Linked DNA regions of Mus musculus: region 1 is linked to region 2. A link is a loop called in an ENCODE intact Hi-C map of the cell type or tissue named here. Cell type or tissue: heart. All regions are shown on one strand.

Region 1 (2,500 bases), 190 kb before region 2:
GCAAATCCTTCCGACTCGGGTTGCGCCGCGCTGCCTTGCGGAACCTGTAGTTTCCATGGATATTCGACTTGCCACTGCTGCGCAGGCGCAACTCAGGGAACAGAGCGGCCGTGCACTCTCCAGAAGCCACCCGCGAACGGCCTTCTGGGGTCTGTAGTCTTCCCAATCACTGAACCGACCCAGCTACAAAAAAATCTTCGTTGGGCTACCTAATCTGCAAGTTTGGATCTTGTTTAGTACCGGGGTAGGTAGGTATACTTCGCCTCTGAGGTGGGCAGCCACTTTTACCCTCTCGGTTCGCAGATTGAAACTAAAAGGTGTAGCGTATTTAGGACCAGAAAATTTTGACTTATTCAGTGTTCTTCGTGGAATGGACACTGCAGCCTTAGTACCAGGATTATATGATCACTAGTATTACATATATGAAAAACCATCTCAGGAAGCTCAGTCCAAGAACGTATTAAGAAGTCATAACAGGCAGAATTGTCTAGAACCCCATAAGGGCATGTGTTAGGTGCAACCCCAAAATCTGTAGCATCCCCCCCAAACAGTTCAGGATAATGGCAGAGTATTAGTTCCAGCCTCGAGGGCAGGGAATGATATGCGTGTGTATCCTGTATCCCTCACTCCCGCAGCCTCTCCCGATTCCACCCGACTCAAGGGATGCTCAGGGGCTCTGGGACTCCTCAAAACAAGCCCGGTTCAGATTCAAATCGTCTTTATTTCTACAGCAACATCTGAAAATAGAGAGTGACTGCCTTACCCAACAAATGGGGTAGCCCCTCCTACTGTGTGGGAGGAAGGGGGACATCAGAAGCTGAGGCAAGGATGGCGTGGCAGGATGGCTCAATGGGCTGTGCCCAGGGTGGGGTCAGGCCATGCCTGGGAGGGGCTGGGGTGGGGGCGGGGTGGGGGAGGACAGTGCATTAAGTCCCCGGAAGCAGCACAGGGCCCTGTGGTGTGAGGGTCTGGGCATTTGCAAGATGGAGTGGAACGAATCCCTCCAAGACCAGGCGAAGAGGTCTAGGGACCCCTTTTGGGAGGCTCTGGTCCCAGAACTTGAAGCTTGGGAGATACCACCACTGGGAACGGGGTGATTTAAGGCCTGGGCGGTACCACTGGATAAGAGAGAGGCAGGTGGTGGCCCGGGAATACCGTGGACTGAGAGGAGGGCTGAGAGGATGACACACGGCCAATAACTTATTTCTCTATATACAGAAGCAACGGCCGGGAGTGGAGGGCAAAGGTGCTGAGGGGACAGCAAGTACTTAGTGTTCTTGGCTTTGGGGCTGGGTAGACAGGCCACCACTCCCACAGGCCCTGAACTCAGGGAAGAAAGGCCCCCTGCTGGAAGAATAAATAAGGAGCAGAGCTGGAGCCGGCAGGACCGTCCTCCAGGGCCATGGCTGAGATGACAAGGGAGGAAGTTACCCTGAGATTGAACAGAAAAGACAGGGGTCCTTGGGAGGGGCAGGCAGGACAAGCAGCAGGCCCATGCGCAGGGCTGGGGGAAGGGACCATGTCGGATGGAGGCTCTGGTGACTGGCTGCCCCTTCAGCTTTAGCCCACCAGGGAGCTTCTTCGAGAGAGGTCCATGGAGCTGGAGCTCAAAGTGCGGCTGTCAGAAAGACCCGTGCCTCCAGGCTGTGGGCAGAGGATGCAGCTTAGTCCTAAACTGTTGGGAGTGAAGGGGGACGTGGGGGGTGGGGGGACGACACACACGCAGCATTCCAGAAGAGGAAGGGATGATAAAAGGGCCAAACTAGGTGCCCTGTGCAAATACAGCCAGTCTAAGACTGGCCAAAGTTAAAGTTTAGCTCACAACCAGGACCTGAGAGCTTCAAGTGGGAACTGGTTGACTGGATCTCTGCCCCAAGGCAAGAGTTTTCCCTTTATCTGACCTCTCCCTCCACTTGTTTCTACCAATCTCCGCCTGAAACCAGAGCAGTGGTTGGCTAAAGACTCACCAGGGGAAGTTGGGTGGGGCCATACACAGTAAAAACAGGGCCCAGAGGCCTGGGTCTAGGCTGCCTAGTACCAGGTGCCCTCCATTCTTACCTGGACTGGCTCTTCCACACTCTTGTTAAGGAAGTTAAGAGAGCTGGCCCTCTTCATCCTGAGAAAAAGGAGGGCCAGGATTTGTTAATATTAGGTGAGATAATAAAGGGATACCAGGTTGGGTCTGGGATGGAGGGCATGATAAAGCAGATCTGGTGACAGTGTTTTCCGAGAGGGATGGGAGGGTCAGCAGCTCACCTAGAGTTAGGGGGCTCCTGTGGGCCCCCTCCCTGCAGCTTCCTCACCAGCATCTCACTGCTGCGTCTCAGAGCATCCCGGAGCTTCCCAAAGGAGCCACTGCGCCGCAGAGAGCCGCTGCCGTCCTGTGGGAAGAACAGTCTCTAGGCCCTGCTTTGTAGTCTTACAGCCCTCCTCAGCCTCCACACTCACCCCACTCCACTCAGCTGCAGGCCCTGACTCCTCCAGGTCCGACTCAGATTGA
Region 2 (2,500 bases):
TAGCTCAACACATGGCTATCCTGAGCAGAAAAGATCCTCGAAGCAATCTCTTACCTGTGCTGACATAGGAGGAGGAGCCGCTTTGTCCCCATCTTCTCCTCTCAAAACTGGTCGATTCAGGACAATGCCCGTCTACAAGAAAAAAGAGAGCTCTAGGTCAGACTACAAGGACGTATTCCATTACATAACCTCCTCTTCCATTTATTTACTTAACAAAATGTACCCAGTGCCCACTTGACAGAGACTGGGGCTGGAACCTGAGAAAAGCAACAGGAGTAGAAGTAATTACAATAAAGCAAAACCAAGAACTGACAAAATGGTCAAGAGCCGGCTTGCTGCGTTGAAGTACACAAAAAAGACCTAGCCCGGTGTGCTGGAGCACTCGGAAGGCAAACGCATTAGGATCTCTTAAGTTTGAGGCCAGCCAGGGCTACACTGAGAAACCCTATCGCGAAAGAACAAACAAAAAAAGTATATGAAACGAAGATCCAGCCGCGGAGTGGTGGCGCACGCCTTTAATCCCAGCATTTGGGAGAGGCAGGCGAATTTCTGAGTTCCAGGCCAGCCTGGTCTACAGAGTGAGTCCAGGACAGCCAGGGCTATACAGAGAAACCCTGTCTCAAAAAAAAAAAAAAAAACCAAAAAAAAAAAAAAAAAGAAAAGAAAAAGAAAAAAGAAAGAAGAGAAGAGAAGAGAAGAGAAGAGAAGAGAAGAGAAGAGAAACGAAGATCCATCCGTGAGTAGTCTTAAAGGCCTCCAGGAAAAGTGAGACCTAGCCTGCACTGACAACACTCACCTGACGGGTGTAGGTCTGCAGCCGCTCTACTAACTCCTCGCGACTCCCTATAGGACGAAGCACAGAATCAGGGGGTCAGCATCACCTCGAGCAGGCCAATTTGGCGAGGTCAGGTCCCACAGGCCTGTCTCCGCCCCCCGCCCCGTGGGTCTCCTGGGTAACCAAGCTCCACTTCGCCACAAGCCCACGCAGGGCCCCTCTCGACCGCCTCTGCGCCTCACCCTGGATCGGCGCTCCTATCTCTGCCAATCTGGCCTGAAGCTCCTGCGCAGCCCAGGCTCCATAGTGGCCTGGAGGTGGAGGCGGTGGCAACTGCAACTCTCCTTTGGGAGGTTCGGGATGCTCCGCCGCCATCTTAGCCACAAGAAGGCGCGAGACCAACACGGAAGCTCGGGTCAGCCGCCGGGCCTACTTCCAGAAACTTCCGGTTGCGTAATCCACGTCCCGCGGTGATTGGAGAGAACTTGGTCCAAACACACGCCCTTTCCCTTACCGGGGAATAGGAATCGCCGCCAACGGAGGTTGCAGAGCCTTCTGGGAGTTGTAGTTTGCGGATGCGCCATCTAGAGGACGAACGCTCGCTATGACATCCGGTATGCAGCAGTAGTAATACATCCGCTGCCTGGCTGCAAGAGCTTACTCTACCCAGAGCAGATGCATTCTTCTTCTCTCCTGGCCAAACACATACTAAGTCTTCTGTCCCGACACCCTTCAATGATGAGAGACCTGGGTGCTTATTTCTCCTAGGAGCTCATAGAGATTCCTTTCCGGCGCCCGAATGGGAGGTTGGTGCCGATGGCTCTGATAAAACAGTGTTTGTCTGCTCACTCCCGCCCAGGCGTGCTTGAATGGGCTGAAAGGGGATCGGAGCCGGTGGAGGAACGGACCGCCAAGCTGAGTTCCAGCTGCTGACCTGGGGGAAGGGCACTGCTAAAATAAAATCCCCTTTTGCACCTTCGAAAAAGTCTTAAATAAATGTATTCTCTGTCAAATGCTTCCTTCCCCCTTTCGAGGAATGTTCATTAATACATTTTCCACCTTTCAGGTGTTTTATTATATGTATATGTACCGCTTGCATGCCTGGTATCTGTAGAAGCCAGAAGTGTCAGATCTGGAACTGGAGTTACACTTTTGTGAATCGAACCCAGGTCCTCTGCAAAAGCAACAGTGCTCTTAACACCAATTCTCAAGCCCCAAGGTTTTTGTTGTTTAAGACAAATGTGTCCATATGTGGCCCAGGCTACCCTAGAACTTCTGATCCTTTGCAGGCTACAGATATATACTATCACACCCGATTTCATGGAGTGGAAGATCAAGAGTCATGTAGTTCAGACTGTCTTGGGACAAAATCGAGCCCAAGCCAACCTCTAGCTCTTGGCAATCCTCCTGCCTCTGCTTCTTGAAAACTGGGCTTACTGCTGCCAGCTAATCCATTGTCTTTGTTTCATTTTTAAGTCTTTCCTGTCCTTTATTCCCACCTCCATTCCCCCAAACAGGATCTGGAACTTGATCTTCTTCTATCTTGAAGTATTTAGCATCCAGGAGGCAGCTAATAAATGAGTTGGGAGGTGGGGGTATCTAACCTGGGGACTTTATATTCTTGTAGGAAAAACAAAAAAACCTCAGGACCTTTCTTGGGGCAAGACACCATGACCCTTGCCTGCCCAACATCCACCAATTTATTTTATCTCCTTCCCTCTCCTA

What was found. Hi-C counts contacts between places; a loop is a spot of excess contacts. Peaks named below come from ENCODE experiments on the same cell type or tissue, not always from the same donor. Only the 100,000 strongest peaks of a DNase experiment are listed, where the experiment ranks them.
Region 1: it touches region 2 in a loop (3-fold over the local background); 1 of 42 quality-filtered maps calls a loop at or near these places.

Annotation. Positions count from the first base shown.
Region 1 is chr19:5,107,045-5,109,544 of GRCm38, forward strand. It overlaps Klc2 (kinesin light chain 2), which reads right to left. Exons shown (of 16, transcript NM_008451.3): 13 at 2,449-2,500; 14 at 2,257-2,381; 15 at 2,059-2,116; 16 at 702-1,644. The coding sequence ends at 1,561. Among named protein-coding and RNA genes, the nearest start is that of Rab1b, 1.3 kb to the left of the region's middle. In heart, a CTCF peak has its summit at 1,348; DNase peaks (open chromatin) are centred at 27, 669 and 1,167; H3K4me3 peaks cover 561 bases; H3K27ac peaks cover 1,576 bases.
Region 2 is chr19:5,294,245-5,296,744 of GRCm38, forward strand. Sf3b2 (splicing factor 3b, subunit 2) reads right to left here and starts at 1,211. Exons shown (of 21, transcript NM_030109.2): 1 at 1,018-1,211; 2 at 797-843; 3 at 55-132. The coding sequence starts at 1,150. In heart, a CTCF peak has its summit at 1,360 (motif pointing left); a DNase peak (open chromatin) is centred at 1,257; H3K4me3 peaks cover 2,432 bases; H3K27ac peaks cover 2,062 bases.